Linked DNA regions of Homo sapiens: region 2 is linked to region 1. Evidence: chromatin loops called from intact Hi-C (ENCODE). Cell type or tissue: lower lobe of right lung. All regions are shown on one strand. Links, peaks and the distances in the headings refer to the core of each region. The heading gives the core; the rest is flanking DNA.

Region 1 (9,621 bases), core at 625-8,624:
CGTGTGCGGCACCCGGGAACAGGCGGCTGCACGCCCTGCTTGCGGCATCCCATGGATCCTTGTAGCAATGCATAGGGGTGACACGATTCTTTGCATTTTCAGGTATAAAAAAGAGAGAGAGAGATGGAGAAAGAGAGAGAGACAGACAGACAGACACAGAAAGAGAGAGAGGGAGCGCGTGCAGGCAATGAAATCCAGCTAGAAAGGGTCAGAGCCAGGGTTTGGTTCTGAGTCTCGCTCCGCAGCCTGCATGCTTAACCACACCTCCTTAATGCTGACTATTAATTGGTGTGAGAGAGATCAGTCATGTCTTACCGTGGCAGCCCCAGTACCTAGAACAATCACTAGCTTAGGGGGCCGTCACGAAGCTTGGTGAATTAATAACCGAATGAATGCATGAGAAGATTGAGGGGATGAAGGTAGAGATGGGCCACAGGGGCTCGATACCCTGGCAGGCTTCACTTTTGGCTCATGTGAGAACTACACTTTAAGCCAGCAGGGGCCTAGGAATTTCTAGAACATTCTTTGGGTTTTTCTTCCTTTCAAGAGCTGAGCCAGAGAGTCACTGCACCAATTGTGTGTGTGTATGTGTGTATGTATGTGTGTGTGTACGTTTGTGTGTGTATGTGTGTACGTGTGTATGTGTGTGTACATATGCGTGTGTACGTGTTTAATTTCCTGCTTATTGCCCTGCAAGGAGGTCCCCTGCTCCTGAGAGGGAGTGGAGATTTTGTGAGATGATACCCATTAAGGCCTTTTATGCTCGCCATTTTGTAACAAACAGCATCTGGAGCTTGGGAGGAGTGGGGAGCCTGGCTGTCCAGGAGGACAGATTAAGTGTCCACCTTTATAAATCAAACTCCTGTGATGTGGGTTCAGAGGTCACCAACAGCAAATACACATCTTGTAGTTTGGGGTAAAGCAGGAAAAAATATTATTTTAAGATTTAGGATTAAATTGCAAATACCCAGAACACAATTCCTATATGTAAAACACATTCTATTTAAATGTTTTCATTTTTTAAAAAATCTCATTTCTAAGTGGCCAAAAATAATAATTGTGAACGATAACTTTGTCTTCTTATTTATATTCAAGGACCAACTCAGATTAAAGCGATCTTTTAAAAAGGCTTGAAAAGGAGAATAAATCAGTATCGGTGTCAGTTTGTCTCATTTTAACAATAGTCACTATGGAAACAAATCACCCACCTATTTCTTTTCCTACCTCCAAGTAAACAATAGGGTTTCCACTTTTCCTGGTATCCTGTTTCCTCTGCGCAGGAAGTTCTTGTACAGAACGTCTGTACAGTGCTTCTAATTGAACCTATGGTTTTCCCCACATGCCTGTTTCTGTTGTTTTAAACCTCCTCCGCCTCGTGGATTTTCACTCTGAAAGGCTGAGGATCCTCAACCCCATCCTCTGGAATCCTGAGCGTTTTGTCTGGGGCTCCTTGTCTTGCTCAGGGGTGGAGAATCCAGCTGTGGATGCAGAGCGGGGCCAGTGTGCCCCAGACGTCTACAACGTGCCCTGCCCGAGACTCAGCGGAGTCTCACGGAGTTTCCTTTCCTTCCACGCCCCACTTGGGTTAGACAAATGGGAGTGTCCCAGAGGGTCATTTTCCATACTAAGCTGCCGATTCAGGAAAGAACAAAACGCTAACGTGTGTGTGCTTTCTTCCTGTCCTGAACCCACACCCCAAATTCATTGTATATTTGGTTGAAGCCCAGAAGTTTCTGGACATAGAGATTGCTGTCTGCCCAGTGCACAGGAGTCCCTCAGAGGGGCTCTCTGTGCCCCATGGACGTCCGGGGCTCCTCACCTGCACCCCCACCTGCTCTCGTCTCCAAGGACACTCTTTTGTTGGAATATTAAAAGGAAGTGTACTATGTCTAACTTTGTTTATTGCCTGCTATTTTTATGACCTGCAGAGTACTCTTAGGTTTTTATTTTGTGAGATAGAAAATTACAGAAACATCCTAAGAAACACACACACACACACACACACAAAACCCCAGTTCTGTATAGCTGCAGTGTTCTCAAACAGAGCAGTAAAGAGGGCACACACCAGCGACTAATACAAAATGTATTAAAAATGAGAATAAAATGGCCATAGAATAATTTTTCTTATTTGAAAATCTATTTTTAAAAACAAAGAGGCTTGACCTAATATTCCAGTGCCCCAAATGTGCCTCAGGTACCTTGGGAAGACTTTTTGGGATTTTACCACTGATATTACTTTATGCTCTTACAGAGCCATGATTTTCCAAACAGCCACATCAACATGATACCAAAGCAATTGTTTGGAAATTAGGGGAAGAAATTAATGCACCTGGGCCGGGCGCAGTGGCTCACGCCTGTAATCCCAGCACTTTGGGAGGCCAAGGCGGGCGGATCACGAGGTCAGGAGATCGAGACCATCCTGGCTAACACGGTGAAACTCTGTCTCCACTAAAAATACAAAAAATTAGCCGGGCACGGTGGCAGGCGCCTGTAATCCCAGCAACTCAGGAGGCTGAGGCAGGAGATGGTGTGAACCTGGGAGGCCAAGCTTGCAGTGAGCCAAGATCGCACCACTGCACTCCAGCCTGGGGGACAGAGCAAGACTCCATCTCAAAAAAAAAAATTCATGCCCCTGAAAACATGGCATATAAATTGCAAACATGGTTTCCATTCTCCACCTTTTCCTGATCCATGCCCTCTGCAATGTGCCTTTGCTGTTCCTCTCATTAAGAAGTGGAGCCTATTTTATCACCCGTTGAATCTAGGCTCTCCTGTGACTCTCTTTAGCCATAGAATATGGCAGAAGTGATAACATATTAGCCCTGGGCTTAGGTCTCCAGAGGTCTTACACACTTGCACTCCTTTTCGGCATACTTCAGGATAAGAGAGCACAGAGAGACCAGGCGCGGTGGCTCACTCCTGTAATCCCAGCACTTTGGGAGGCCGAGGCGGGCGGATCACAAGGTCAGGAGATCGAGACCATCCTGGCTAACACGGTGAAACCCCACCTCTACTAAAAATAGAAAAAAATTAGCCAGGCATGGTGGCGGGCACCTGTAGTCCCAGCTACTTGGGAGGCTGAGGCAGAAGAATGGCGTGAACCCGGGAGGCAGAGCTTGCAGTGAGCCGAGATTGCGCCACCGCACTCCAGTCTGGGCGACACAGTGAGACTCCATCTCAAAAAAGAAAAGAAAAGAAAAGAAAAAAAAACAGAGAGCACAGAGAAAAACCAAGACCCCCAGCTGACCCACAGCTGACACATCCCCATGAGGGAACCCAACTCCAACCAAAAGATCCTCCTAGCAGAGCCCAGCCTAAGTTGCTGACCCATAGAATCACGAACTCAATAAATGCCTATCATTTTAAGCTATGATGTTTTGGGCTGGCTTGTTACACAGCAATAGATAACTGATACACACCTTTTCTTTCTCATTTCCCCAACTCTTCATTGCCCAGCAAAAGGTTATTGTTGTGCAAAAGGTTCTGTCAAAGAATCAGGATTTGGGCCGGGCATAGTGGCTCACACTTATAATCCCAGCACTTTGGGAAGCTAAGGTGGGCGGATCACCTGAGGTCAGGAGTTGGAGACCAGCCTGGCCAACGTGGTGAAACCCTGTCTCTACTAAAAATACAAAAATTAGCTGAGCATAATGGTACATGCTTGTAATTCCAGCTACTCAGGAGGCTGAGGCAGAAGGATTTCTTGGGAGGCAGAAGTTGCAGTGAGCCAAGATTGAGCCACTGCCCTCCAGCCTGGGTGACAAGAGCAAAATTCCATCTCAAAAAAAAAAAAAAAAAAAAAAAAATCAGGAGACCTAGTCCTAGTCCTGGTTCTGAAATATTTAGCTGTGACCTTGATCAGTCCTGTTCCTTTTCCGAGCATCAGCTGCTTTGTCTGCATGTCTACACACAAAGTATTTGTTATTTCTAGCTAGAATATCTGTGTGGAAGAAACTGACAGAGCAGCTTGAATTCTTCCCCACTTTGGTGTGAATGCCTTTAAGAATCATCTCAGACAAATCTATTCACTGGACTCAGCAAATATACCATTGGACAAATATACCACTGGACTCAGCAATCCCACTGCCTTGCCCTCATGCTATGAAAGCACACACGTGGATATGCAAACATGATGTTCTAGAGTGTCTGGAGCAGCAATCTTTGTGTGGCAAACATCAGGAAATAACCTGAATGCCCACTGAGGAAATTGGTTGCACAAATCGTGGTGTATTTATACTATAAAATATTGTACAGCTGTTTAAAAATTATCTGGAAGAGCTTTTATAATGTATTTTTTAAATGAGAGAAACAGGTTGCAGGGTATAATACTATTTTTGTAAAGGAAACAAAATAACAAAATCCTTTATATGTGTCCCTGGTTTCTGTGTGATTGGCCATGGAAAATGATTTGGAAGGAAGCCGACCAGGCTGCTGTCTGGGCTGGAGACAGAGGTAAGAGGTTTCCAACGGCAAATGTGTTGAAACGACCTCAGAGTTTGGGTATAGGGGGTTAGTTAATTTCATGATGGCACATCCATACAGTGAAATAATTTTCAGCTGTTAAAAATAGTGATAATGACAACTGGGCAAGGTGGCTCACGCCTGTAATCCCAGCGCTTTGGGACGCCAATGCAGGTGGATCGCTTGAGCCCAGGAGTTTGAGACCAGCCTGGCCAACGTGGCAAAACTCTGTCGCTACTAAAAATACAAAAATTAGCTTCACATGGTGGTGCGTTGTGCCTGTAATTCCAGCTTCTCAGGAGGCTGAGGCACGAAAATTGCTTGAACCAGGCGGCAAAGGTTGCAGTGAACCGAGATTGTGCCACTGCCCTCCTGCCTGAGTGACAGAGTGAGACTCAGTCACCAAAAAAAAAAAAGAAATAATAATGATACATAAAAATAATTACATATAGGCCAGGCGTGGTGGCTCACACCTGTAATCCCAGCACTTTGGGAGGCCAAGGCGGGCAGATCACGAGGTCAAGAGATCGAGACCATCCTGGCTAACACGGTGAAACCCCATCTCTACTAAAAAAATACAAAAAATTAGCCGGGCATGGTGGCAGGTGCCTGTAGTCCCAGCTATGCGGGAGGCTGAGGCAGAAGAATGGCGTGAACCCGGGAGGCAGAGCTTGCAGTGAGCGGAGATGGGCCACTGCACTCCAGCCTGGGCGACAGGGCAAGACTCATCTCAAAAAAAAAAAATTACATACAATATATTTAAAATAATGATATTAATGAACATAAAACAGCATTAAAGGAGGTAAAAATGCGTGAGCCTATGTATTTGGAAAATGTTCAGGATGGACACTCATCAAATATTCATGGTAATTATTAGTCATTGTGAGCTTATGAGTGGCTTTACTCTTATTTTTACATACTTACATTCTGTAATTTTGCTAAATTAATGTAGAAAAAAGGAAAGAGGTGGAGAGAGGCAGGAATGTTTAGTAATTCAAAGGTGTTTATTAATGCGGGGCAGAAAGAACCAAAAAGGACCGAGTCCTTCATAAACTCAACATCTCTGAATAATAAAGAGGTGAAAGTATTTTGAAATGTTAATGATTACGTGTGGAAGGTGGCTTTAGATACTTAGTGAAATGGGTGACTGGCCATCTATAATGTCTTCGGCTCTCACAAAGTGATGAGGATGAATGAGATAATTAATATTTATAAAGTCCTTTAATATCCTGCAGAAAAGGCTGTTGCGTCAGATAATAGAGTACACCACGGCTCAGTCTTCTGTCTCTCCTCGGACGGGACCCAAGCAGCCTCTTTCTGATGGTCTCTTGAAAGATCACCCATGTATCTCCTGAGGAGTAAGTGTGGTCTTTGTTTCTGTAAACAAGAACACATTGATCGGTGATATGGTTTTGCTGTGTCCACACCCATATCTCATCTTGAATTGCCACGTGTTGTGGGAGGTAATTGAATCATGGAGGCAGGTCTCTCCCGTGCTGTTCTCATGAGAGCGAGTAAGTCTCATGAGATCTGATGGTCATTAGAAGGGGGCATTTCCCTGCACAAGCTCTCTTTGCCTGCTGCCATCCATATAAGATGTGACTTGCTCCTGCCTGCCTTCGGCCACGATTGTGAGGCTTCCTAGCCACATGGAACTGTGAGTCCAATTAAACCTCTTTCTTTTGTAAATTGCCCAGTCTCGAGTATGTCTTTATCAGCAGCATAAAAATGGACTAATACAATTGGAGAAAGACATTACATCTTTTTTTCCCTTAAATTTTATAAATCCAAACAAGAACTATTTTTTACCTTCTGAAACTACATTTGTACTTGGATAGATGTTTTTATTGAACTATCAGCCTTGAATAAACTGTGTCTCAACCCGGCTTTACCAACCTTGACACAATAGGAATTTATAATTAAGCGGAAATAATTAGCATAGATTAAAATGGAAATTAACTTAGACCAGGTGGGTGTCATTAGAATCAAAAGGAAACAGGGATATTTCCACTATGTGGCTTCCATTCTCCTACTTCTAGGTGCCAACATCCAAGCAGCAATTCCCAGAGCCTGGAATTTATACAAAGATCCTAATCTATACCTAGACATGGAATTCACTGGTATTCTAGCTAAAGAACCAGCTAGAATGAAAAGAACACATTGTAATGAAAAGACCATGTCTGAGAATGGCTTTACCCTCTGGTGAAATGCACCCTGATCTTTGTGGGTGAGCACCTTCTTGTTCTTCAGTCTTTGGTGACTAAAGATTCTACAAGGCTTATAAGGTCTACAGGGGCTGGTGAGTGAATAACAGGCATCTACAGACCAACTTAGTGTGTTAGTATCATCTTTTTTTACCCTGGGAAAAGGAAAAGGAAAAACTTATTTTTTCCACTTAGACTCATCACAAGTCTTAGCACATTTGAAAACATTCCAACGACAAAAATGGTCGTTTCAGAGCATGAAGCCATTGGGTCCCAAGTTTGTCAGCTTCTCTGCTTCCTCATTATTCCAATGATCAAACAGCAACCGCTCTGCAAGCTTCTCTGTGCCCCTCCCCACCGCCGTTGTCCTGCAGATTCCCTTCTCCAAAATCACCAGTGTGTGATTTCCTTGGAATAAAAAGCAGATATATAAGGTTACTCACTTTTTCCTGATGTTGAAACTTGCCTCTCAGTCACGTCAGCCTGGCTTCATCCACTGTCAGTACTGTCTCTCCCGTTTTACTATTTTATGTGTATATTTTATGCTGTGAGAAAGGACACAACTATTTGTACCATAAGAAAGACTCTTGTCATGAGAAGAAAGCCCCCAAAATACTCTGTAAAACTGTACTTCTTATACTCCATTGTTGTTGTTGTGGGAGGGACGGTTTGTGACCAGGCTGAGAAATGTTTTCTCCAACGATTACATTCCCAAAACAATATAAACAATCTCAGAATTGAGGAGTGTTGCCTTCATTTAACATCAAGCACTCATGGTTTTCCAACTGTGGCTGTTCCACATCTCTGCAGGTAAAATCTAGGTCCATGAAAGATCTGGTTCTGGACTTCATTAGGGAAAGACATTTGTTATTAGATGGGGTCTCCTCCCTGGCAAGAGGCAAGTCTGAGAACCGGCAAGTCCCAAGCACTTCCTCACGACTGCTGGTGTTACAGTCTGTGTACAGGCGGTTGAAATTTTTAAAAAATCACTCAGGAAATATGCTTTTTGTTCTATCATGTCTTGATATCATCAGTGTAGGTAAAAGTACGCTTTTGAGCTGGGCACGGTGACATGCATCTATGTCCCAGCTAGTCTGGAGCTGAGGCAGAGGATTGCTTGAGCCCAGGAGTTCAAGTCCAGCCTGGGCAACATAATGAGACACCGTCTCAAAAAAAAAAAAAAAAAAAAAAAAAAAGAGTACGCGTTTGAAGAAGTCAAATTGTTAGCATAAGTGAGAAAATTACTCTTGCTGAGAAAGTCTGTGCCCAGGGCTGTGACGACTGATTGAACGTAGCTGCTTATGAGGCTGTGGCTGACCTAAGGAATGAGTAGATACGCTAAGCCCAGATCAGGTTAGAAGTAAACGACACAAGGTCATCTTTTGAGGGCAAACTGCTGAAAATAACTTGTCAATCAAATGTTTAAAATTGAAGCACTGGTTCCAGTCATTCAGGGCCAGCAGTAGGGCTGGCAAGACGTACTACTTCCCAATGTTTTGTTATTTGTGCCACAGCATCAGGGGCCCTTCATTCAGGAAACGTCTCTTGTGTGTTACATGCACAGAGTGAAGAAAGAATGACAAAAGCTCTGAGCTCCTGGAGTCAGGAAACTAGTGGAACAGGCCAACTTCACCCGGTGCAAATAATCCCACAAATCCGTGTCTCGCTGGAATGTGTGATGGGCACCATGAAGGAAAAGCCAAGGATGCTATAGAAGAGTAGGACAAGGGCACCCAGGTCCAACTGGGTGAGGGGAGCCAGGGAGGCCGCCCTGAGTCAGGAGCACCCCAGACATCACACTCTACCTGCCCATCCTTTCTTACTAGAGGTAACATCTGGTTCACTTGACGGCTGTCATCAAACAGGTGAAGTTTCCCCTGGAGTTAAACCTGCAGATCAGAGCACGGCCCAGGTGTAACTGGAGTGGAGGCAGCCAATGATTAAAGACAGAAATGAGAGACGAGATATTCCGTTTGCGTTGTTCATGTATTCCAACACCTCGTACAACGGGCTGATCACAGAGAGCGCTGTTGACATTCGGGACAAACAGTGTCACAGGCTGTGTTTTACTTGCTCTGAATAGAAATTCACTCATGGAAGAAAAACCTACTAAGGCCAACTTACATGAGCGGAGTGTCCTTGCGGTGCCTGAGCTGTGCTCAACTGAAGGTGTCCACGACATACTGAAGGAGCTCTTGTTGGTTTCTAAGGAAATGGAATTCAGAGCACCCATCTTCCATCCCTTTGTTTTATTTTCTGCTTTTTCCAACCTCTGTTTCCACCAAGCTTCGAGTTATCCAGTGTGGATATTCCAGGTAGCGGCAGCAGGTGGTGCTTTATGTGAATGAGCAGCTTTATCCAGCGTTTGTGTCTGATGCATCCGAAGCTGCAGTTAAGTCATCGTTTCCATCTGCATTCAGAGAGCATCCCATCAGGGTGGTGGTTGGGTAATTCCAACTTCTACCTTGAGAACTCCTGCTTAGCAGCTAGTTTTTGGAAGAGATTTGAGAGTCATTTTAACACAACCTTTCAAAATATTCCACTTTAAAGGTAGATTTTGTGGCACTAAACATGAATCAGCACTTTTGCATAATGACAGGATAAAAGTATGACTTCTGCAAGAAACACAAAACATTGACTTCCAGATTTAGCTGTTTATAACAAAACAGGCTCTCTTTGCTGTATGTCTTAGCTCCACTGCCGTTTCCACTTCTTCACAGGTGCCCATGTTCAATCCAGATTTCCTGAATTAGGTATTAGCACATTGCTAGATGCCCTCGGGTACAACATGCAGATCAGTGAAATAACACAGGGATTCCTAGATAGAACACGTTTCCTTTTCATGCGTGTTACTGCGAAGTGTGTTCTGGTTGAGATACATTTGGAATGCAATTCATCTCATTAGCATAAATCATAGCAGTTTTCGTTTCCTCAACTAGGTCTTTGTGCAATGTGA
Region 2 (9,621 bases), core at 916-8,915, 280 kb after region 1:
GGTTTCTGGGTATCTTTTAATTCTCTATCTCTCCATAAATACAGAGTCCTACTTCTCTTATAGCCTTAGAACTGCCTCATAATTAGTCGATTTAATTCTGAGGTTGTGCTTGTTGTTTTAACTGTCTTTTGACCTATATTTCTGAATCCTACATTTAGCTTCCGGAAAGTTAGGGCAGTCACGTGTTTGCAGGTGCAGCTCTGCTCCATAGCCTGAGTGTATGAGTACATGGTCATCATCCGTCAGGCCCCTGGAGACCGTGGTCTGCTTCTTACTGCCGCAGTGCAGGGAGTGCCGAGGGACCGGCCCGCTCTCCGCAGGCTCTTCTGCGTGGCTGTGGCAGGAGCTGTCTCCTGGTTTGCTGGGTCAGGGCCCTTTCCAGGAACAGTTTACTGTGTCTTATTTAGTGCTTGTCCTCCACATCTCTAGCTGATGGTAGTGTCTTCCTGAATTCTAGGCAACTCTACCAAATTCCAATTGGGTGATACTAGCATAGATACCCTGGCTGAATTTTTCTGGGATTTACCTTCACTTGCTCATGTAGCCATGGAGATATTTAAAATAACGATAATACTCACTGGTAGTCTGGTGCATTATTTAATTTCTAAGATTAAAAACAAAAAACAAAACAAAACAAAACACTTGCCTTAAAATGGCCAGAGTCATACAGTTTGATCCATGTGTGAGGCAGAGAAATTCCTGATGACTTGGGCACCAGACCCGGCCCGCTGTGTGATTCAGATCTGTGGAAACTTTTTCAGAAACTTGTCTTTGCTTTGAAAATACTTATGTTGTGGCACTTTGTACACTTTCTTACTGTAGGTAAAATCAAAGAAATGTGAGGTGTTGGCAAAACATAGGTGATACTTAGTGTAAAGTAGTGCCCTCTGTAATAGTGAAACATGAGGTTTATTTTGGGATGTTGTTCACCCATAGGACCTGCTCCCTGTGGCTTGGATGTTTTGAAAAGACTCCAGGAACTTAGTGTGGAATTCTTATGCCCCATTTCCCCTTCAAGCAAACCCTTGAGTTGTCTAGCAGGTTCTGTGGAGAGCAGGGGGAGGGACCCGGTGGCAGCTTTGCAAACACAGAACTCACGGGGGCTCAGCCCGGGCTCTGCTTTCCAGCTCTGAGACAAAGTCTGGCCTCACGGACTGGACCAGGATACCAGTTAGGACGTGGGACTTGTTCCTTAAAGCTCGAAGCCCTGGAGCAACTGCCAGCACAGCGTCTCCATCACCTAAGGCCTAGCCCGCCATACCTCTGGCAGCCAGGACAGCAGCCTCGGAGCCTCAGCTGCCCTGCTCCTCTTGGGAGGTTTATGACTTCTGAACTTGACTTCACACCCTGTCTCTAGAGCCCTTTTCCAATATGCACCAGCCTAAACGCAGAATGACTTCCTAAGTGTAATTCATCTTGCTTTGTAAACGTGTCAGTAGTTGACCCTGAACATACATATTGTGCATAAGAGTGGTGTTTGGGATGCATGTTGATCTTTGAGCAGGAGGCGCACACTGCATTCTAGGGCAGGAGCTGTTAGAAATTGTCCACGCCCAGGTGCTCAACTCAGAATCACAGTCATCATGGGACATCTCCTTGTTTGTTCTCTTCCATTTCTCTCCTTTTGGGCACCACCAAAATTCATGATTTATAAAGCAAATCCATTTTTTGGTCTGTTGGTGTTTTCAAAAGACATCACTAAGGAAATTCAGTTACACTTATTGATATTGTGGATGAAGTACCCATTCATGGACTAATCTGGGAATTTCACTACTAAGCATAAACTTTCCTGATGAAAGTACATTTTTACTTTTGAACAGCAAGTTTATAAATACTGTTTGTTTTTTTTTATATATATAGAATATGACACATTCAGGAGGTGTAACCCCTCCCCAGCCCAGCATGGCAAGGTGAAATAGAGGCTTGGGAAGCATAAACTTTTACAGCCACAGGAATTGCTTTTACCTGCAAGTTTTTTTGATCATCTGTCCTACTTAGAATATTTTTTTAAGTATCCACTGTTTTCCACGAAATAACATGCCCCACTCCCCAATTTCCACATACAAATAGTCCTGAGAATAGTGTATATATACCTAAAATGAGCAGCGTGGTTGACTTTACTCCTTATAGTCTAGTACTTTACTGATTTTAGCAGTTTGACAAATGACCTCCCTGGAATTCAGTGTATGGTAAGATGACCTTTACAGAAATAAGCAAAAAATAGAGACAGCAATGAGGGCCGGGGGTAGAGAGCAGATTTTGGGCCAGAGGGTGAGAAGGACACTGGAGGAGTTTGGATGGTCAAGTAGACATCATAGATTTGGACAATGAGCATCTGCAGTGCTACACCTTTTACACCATCTCCAGCTGCTTACTTAGATCTTAAGCTTATTTACACCATCTCCAGCAGCTGACTTAGATCTTAAGCTTACTGCAGATGTAAGAGCAGTGATAATTGACTACCAACAGTGAAAACCTACAGAAATGCAGGTATTAAATGCCTACTAAACAAAAGCACCTCAGCACCTGGGGCTGTTGTGGGAGCCATGGGATCCCCAGGTACCTGGAGTCGCTCCCTCATGATCACCTGTGTGAGGTCAGTAGAAATACCAGGGCTGCCTCTCGCTCCACATGCGTGGGCCTCACACACAGTGGGGACTCCTGGCTTCCAGGCTGGGAATGAATATAAAAGGAGCAGTGTTTATGAGACAAGTAGTATTTTTATTGTATATGTTCTCATGAACTTGTATTAGTCTCTTCTCATGCTGCTAATAAAGACATACCTGAGATTGGGTAAGTTATAAAGGAAAGAGGTTTAATGGATCACAGTTCCATGTGTCTGGGGAGGCCTCACAATCATGGTAGAAGGTGAAGGAGAAGCAAAGGCATGTCTTAATGGCAGCAGGCAAGAGGGCTTGTGCAGGGGAACTGCCCTTTATCAAACCGTCAGGTCTTGTGAGACTTATTCGCTGTCACGAGAACAGCACAGGAATGATTCAGTTACCTCCCATCAGGTCCCTCTCAGTACATGATGGAATTATGGAGCTACAGTTCAAGATGAGATTTGGGTGGGGACGCAGCCGGATCATATCCAACTGTTGTGAAATTGAAGTATTTTATTTATGTATTGTTATATTACGTGCAATTTAATCGTTGTAGAAAATGCAGATAAGGGAAAAGAAAAAGAAGGTATCACTGCTCATAGGTAACGATATTTTGGTCTGGCTGCACCTTCCTACGAATATCCTTTGTGTATACACATTTGATACACGTGTCCCTTTAGTATGTTTTTCTCTTGAGTGTACACACATACACCTAACACATCTGGAAGATACTTGTCTCTATCCCATTGTTTCAACTTAATACATTTGAGCTTTTGTTGTCCACGTGTATACAGCCTCGTGTATAATCCTGGACAATCCTGAATTCCCCCAGGGTCTCAGAAAGTGGGGATGTAACCCATTTCTGGCATTTAGAGGCTCAGGTTTCCAGAGTAGGAGTGGCTGCGACCCACAGTGTCTGTGCCTAACGGATGTGTTTTATTGGTGAGATGGTGTGAAATGGAAGTGGACCCCTATCCTGTCAGGGTCCAGCCCCAGCTGGGCACCAGCTTGCTCTGTGTCTCACATTTTTCGTCTGCGGAATGAGGTGTTTGGGCTGGAGGAAGTGGGCACCCATCTGCCCTGCAGACCCTCTGCCCTTCAGGCTTCCATTCCTTTGCTTATCCTAGGTCACAAGGCTTTTTAATTTCTACTTACTAGCAAATGGGATTTAACATCATTTGTTCAATTTTGGCTTTAAAACTAAATTCATTTTCCCCGGCTTTGCATTGCATTATAGCGTTTGAAAAAGGAAATTGAGATTATAATTACATTTAAAATAAAGTTATTGTTAAAGGATTGTTTCCACTTTCTTTTTTTCACATTTAGAGGTAACCCAGAAGCACAATCTTCTATTTCTTAATGGTTTTTTTTTCATATTTTAAGCCTGTATGTTTGCATCAGTGACCCGGGGAGTTAGGATGCAGCGTATGTTACAGTGCGTGTCATAGTGTGTGTTACAGTGCGTGTTATAGTGTGTTACAGTGCGTGTTACAGCGTATGTTAGTGTGTTACAGCATGTTGTAGCGTGTTACAGCATGTTACAGCATGTGTTAGTGTTAGTGTGTGACAGCATGTTACCGTGTATGTTATAGTTTGTTATAGTGTTACAGTGTGTGTTAGTGTTACAGTGTGTTACAGCATATGTCACAGCGTGTTATAGTGTGTTAGTGTGTTACAGCATGTTACAGCGTGTGTGTTATAGTGCGTTACAGTGTATGTTAGTGTGTTACGGTGTATGTTAGTGTGTTATAGTGTGATAGCGTGTGTTACAGTGTGTTATAGCGTGTGTTACAGTGTGTTATAGCATGTGTTGCAGCGTGTGTTACAGTGTGTTACTGTGTATGTTACTGTGTATGTTGTAGCATGTGTTACAGTATGTTACAGTCTGTTACAGTGTGTGTTGACAGTGAATGGATGTGGTGGGGAAACACAGTTGTGGGGCTGCCACAGGCAGTGAGAAGGAGAAACGTAGAATCCTCATATTCAACTGACGTTTATTTTTACCGAAAAAGCTACTTATAATTCAATTTTAAAACGTCACTGCTATACTTGACCCTCTGGCCGAGAATCCTTTGTAAGATAACTAGCAAAATTGTGGAATCTCACATTTAATAAGTGACACTCTTTTGCATTTTGTATATTTAAATATCATTTTTCAGAGGTTTAGATGATTTAAATATTTCTTAACTTAGGGCTTTCTGAAACTTATGCAGAAACTCAATGGTAGTCGTAATTCCATAAAGGAAATGATACATATATTTGTAGGAATAGTAAGAAAATGTTGAGTGTGGTATTTTCTCTAATTGAAAGCTACCAAGTTAATATAGTTAATTACATCAAAAAGGGAGAAAAATCCTTTGAAGTTTTATTACTTCTTGGCTTTCAGTAACAAAGCAGTATCAGATGTAAATTCTGAAATAGGTTTTTATGGAAGATTACTTAATATGATACATTAAGGTAAAAATCCGTGCTTGGATTATATACCTATTTAAATATGTTTACAAAGCATGTGCTAGAAAAATTGGTAAATTACTTGTAAATATCTTTGGTTAAAAACCAAAAGTCATTGATGTTTCCCCGTTATTGAAGGCAGAAGACTTTTGAGATTTTAAAAGTTTCTCAAGATTCCTGGCGGTGTTCTTACAGCTTTGGTTTCCACGCTTTCATGGGTTAATAAAATGTTGAAAGAGCCGGGAGGAGTGTAGAGTAAAACATTTAAAGCTAAAATCGTGCACCCAGCTTTCTGCCCTTGCCTGGGACAGGGAGAGCCTGTTCTTTGAAGTTGAGAATAAGGGACCAGATGAGCCGTTCAGTAGCCGCTGCGGCATCGAGGCATTCGGAGTTCAAAGGCATCTCACTGAGACCATTTGCCAAGTTTCATTTCAGAACTTCACAGCAACCATCAAATGGTTGCAAGCTGAGAAGCATTGTGAAAATCTGTTTATTTCTCAATATCCCAGATCGCCCTGACCCTGTATTCTCCAAGTTATTTATGGAGGTCTTTGGGTTATGTTTCCCAGGCATGAGAACAGCTAAATATTTCTGCATTCGTTTTTTTTTCTTTTTTGTTTGCTTATTAACAACAGCGGTAATTTGAGATTAAAGTCCCTCCCCCCTTTAATTTGAGGAGGGACAATGGAGAAATGAAAGAAGGATATGTTCTTTTATCTAAAATCAATGAGGAAGGAGGCAGAATTTAAGAAGGGGGAGAATGTGTTTTAAATGGGTATTTTCAATTTGCTTTTCGCCATTACTGAAGTTTCTCAAGGTTTTATTTTATATGAGACTTTTAAACCTTAGCTTCAACTATTGTAAAGGCTTAGGTGTGTAGGCGATGGTCCTCACATTGACTATTCAGAGATGTTTCTGATGAATTCTAAACTAGGAACTATTGGTTTCTGGCTCTTGAAGGCCTGCAGAAAATCCAAATCACAATTTCCTGAACTAATATTTGTGCTTGGATTAAAGTTTTATTTGAAACAGGATTAAATATTTGACTAAAATCCCCAAACCCCCAAACAGTAAGTTTGGATAACTTATACCTCCTTGGTTATTAATGGAAAAATCTCATGACCTTTGACATGGTGTAAAGCATGGGCGACATTTCAGCGTAGGCTCTGCCCAAGAACATCACAGCATTCTCACAGACTTGGGGAGCATCACTAGCTTTGTCTAAAGGTGGTGAAGGCCAGGGCGCTTCATTCCTGGTGTGCGATACGAAAAGGGGCAGTCCTGCCTGGGGAACCGGCCGCCTCTTCCAAGGAGGACCAAAGTGTGGTTTCCAAACATGATTTTCTTAAAATGTCTTACTGCAAAGTGGTTTTCATTACTAAGTGAACATTTGTGTTTCCTGAGAGTTTTTCCTTCACTTTCAGTAAGATTTAGTGATTCTGTGTGCTACAAGTTGACCTTTTATTCCAAAACAGTTGCACACTTAGTACAGGAGGATGTATTGTTAGAAACAGCTTACTCTGTTAGTATAAATTAATGAACTTCATTTCCAGCTATTGAAAACAGTTGCTAACAGTATATTGACTCATTTGCAAACTGAGGTAATTGGTAGTTGGAACTGAAGCAAGTATTTAAACCTGTAGCTTTTACAGTAAGAGAGATGCTAACTTTCGAAGATACACATTGTTAAGGGACCCAGGGCCTCATTTATGCCTCACGGAACCTGAGTGGTGCAGACTTATCCTGAATCAGAAACCCTGAACTCTGTTGAGGACATGCTGCATTTTGAGCCGGTTTCTCTATGCAGTTGAAGTGAGAGAGATGCAATTTGCAGTAAGCTTGTATTTAGAAGCATTCTTTCCTGGGCAGGAGGTAACTTGGTTCAAACAGCAAAACAGGCTCTTTCCACGGCTGTTTCCCCGAGAACCCCGACTCCTCCACTGCAGCCGTTGCACTTCAGAACCCACCTCCGCAGAATCCAACGGAGAGGCAGGTTCTGCATGGCCACCGCTGAGAGCTGGCTGTGCCCTCTTTGCACCCCCTTGATCATGGAATATACATCCACTTACTTACAGTCTAAGGCGATGGCTCAGAGGCGTGCACTTAGTGGTTGGAAAATTCACATCTAGTAAAGTTAGATGGGTGTCAAAGCCACAGCCGGGCTTGCCGTGACAACCGTCAGTGCCAGGCCATTGTCACACACATGAGCTGGCCAGAGAATAAGTGCTCTGGGAACACTCACGCCTTATCAGTTCTGTTCTGTTAAGAGCTCTTCTCAGCTAGCTCTAAACTACTATTTTCTTTTTCTTTTCTTTTTTCCTCTTTTCTTTTTCTTTTTTTGAGACGGAGTCTTGCTCTGTTGCCCACGCTGCTGGAGTGCAATGGGGCGATCCTGGCTCACTGCAACCTTCACTTCTTGGGTTCGTACAATTCTGCTGCCTCAGCCTCTCCAGTGGCTGGGACTGCAGGCATGTACCACTACACTTGGCTAATTTTTGTATTTTTAGTAGAAATGGGGTTTCACCAGGTTGGCCAGGCTGCTCTTGAACTCCTGACCTCAGGTGATCTGCCCACCTCGGCCTCCCAAAGTGCTGAGATTACAGGCGTGAGCCACCGCATCCAGTGTAAACTACTATTTTTTTGTATTAGAACCCAGAGCTGATCCATTGTGGTGAGACATTTAAGAATGTGTGGTGTCTGTGTGTGCACACACGTATCACTTGATTTGAAAAATAGATTAAAAGCCAGATTCTCTATGTGTTTAATATCACATAGTTGGTGCGAACATGATTGGCCCATTCTTCTCATGACTTATGTCATTTTAAGAAATTTAAGACCAAATTTTAGAATTTATTGGTTTATCTTTCACATAATTATTCTTAATTGAGCCTTTAAACAACTACAGTGCTAATGAAGTAGGTAACCTTCTTCGGGTGAAGAAAGTTAAAGAAAACCTGAAAAGAGAATTTTGATCGACAGTAGTATGTAGATTCAAATAGCAGTTTGTGGTTTACTGTGTAACTCTTGAAAATCACCAGAGACACGAAAACTGTGTACATTCAGCATTGCCTGTATTGCCAGCTGGTATACATAGTGACAGAGGGCATTTGTTCTGTGATCAGCTAAATTGTAAGACATTATATTACATTTTAGGGATGAAAACCCTTAAAATAAACTGAAACCCAGCTGAGGAAAATAACACGTGGAACTGGTATCCCAACTTTAAATAAGATTATTTTTCAGTGAAATCGTACTTCAGGATATGCTAGTATGCTGTTCAAGAAAGTAGGAAAATGGCTTGTTTCAGAATAAGTAGGCTTTTTTAAACAACTGGATTGTAAACAATTGGTAATGCTGAAAGCCAAACAACAATGAAGGATTTCACTAATTTAATGTAAATACATAGGAATCTATATATGTACATGTTAGTCTTTAAAATTCTGTAAGAAATACAGTTTTAAAGTGAAGTTTTTGAGTAAGGGTAAAAGATAATGTTTTGATGGCCTAAGAATTTCTCAAGAATAAAACTTTTTGTTCCAATGTTTGTTTAAAAAAAGTGACATGAAATTTCTTGAACTGTTTAGTAATCAGACAAACTGCTTAAATATTGTATCAGTTTGAAAAAACATTTAACGAAACCTTTTAAATAAGCAGATGTTCACTAGTCTTGAATACATAAGAACTGTGTGAAGACTTGGGACATTTTTGTTCATGAGGTTTCGTGAAGATTTTTCTTGTTCACCAATATTATTGGCTTTTACGTCATCATTTAAAGACCTGTTTCAATTTTAGTTTTATACAGTCACATTGAACCCCTGCCCAAAGTGGGTTAGATGAAGAAAACATATATCTTAGCATAAAATCAGTTCCGGTGGGAGGAAACCGTGGCAGCCCAGATATTTGGGGGTGGGCGTTAAGGTGTGCTGAGGTATTCGAGGGGATGAAATTGAACCAGTCATGACATAATTTTTTTTTTGAAACAAAAAATGTACTTTATCTTATTAATATAGTCATATAAAGTGAATGTAGTTGGTTGATTGATAATGGGATTGCATGGGAAACCTGGATCCTTTTCTCTTCCTTAGTCCTAGCATCTTTCTATCGATTGATTGATTGAACAGACGTCTGTTGGGTGTGGTGCTGCTAGGCAAGATGAACGATACCCTCTCCCTGCTGCCTAGGAGCCTGGCGTCCGCCAGAGAAGGATTTTAGATATGTGTAATTTATATATAATTTTAAAGTCATGTAGTAGTAGAATTTAACTGCTAAATTCTACTTAAAGTTCTTCCACTACATTTTTATTGTTTTGGCAAGGTTTGCAGGATTGAATTAGTCACTAAGGAGAGAGAGAGTGTGGTCAACTTTAAAGCCACAGAAAATCTTTTTTAAAAAATGGGAATAAACCGTATGGCATTTTCAGCAGTACGTCCTGTTTCCAAATAATAGCACTTCGTTTCTGCCTCCGCTTCCCGCTTCCTCACAGAGGCCTTGGTTTCAGCATTACCTTGGCAGGTGCAGTGTCTCATGTCTAAGGAGAAGTGGGCCTCTGAGCAGGGCTCACTGTGGG

Evidence for each region. A loop is a pair of places that touch in the nucleus more often than their neighbours do. Peaks named below come from ENCODE experiments on the same cell type or tissue, not always from the same donor. Only the 100,000 strongest peaks of a DNase experiment are listed, where the experiment ranks them.
Region 2: it touches region 1 in a loop (3-fold over the local background); 36 of 110 quality-filtered maps call a loop at or near these places.

Annotation. Positions count from the first base shown.
Region 1 is chr18:76,689,461-76,699,081 of GRCh38, reverse strand. LINC01879 (long intergenic non-protein coding RNA 1879) reads right to left here and starts at 9,053. Exons shown (of 2, transcript NR_122073.1): 1 at 7,109-9,053; 2 at 5,446-5,838. In lower lobe of right lung, for the core only: no CTCF peak of the experiment used is centred there; no DNase peak of the experiment used is centred there; H3K4me3 peaks cover 789 bases; H3K27me3 peaks cover 1,191 bases.
Region 2 is chr18:76,412,974-76,422,594 of GRCh38, reverse strand. All of the region lies in intron 3 of ZNF516 (zinc finger protein 516), which reads left to right. Among named protein-coding and RNA genes, the nearest start is that of ZNF516-AS1, 74 kb to the left of the region's middle. In lower lobe of right lung, for the core only: no CTCF peak of the experiment used is centred there; DNase peaks (open chromatin) are centred at 1,084 and 5,386; H3K27ac peaks cover 70 bases.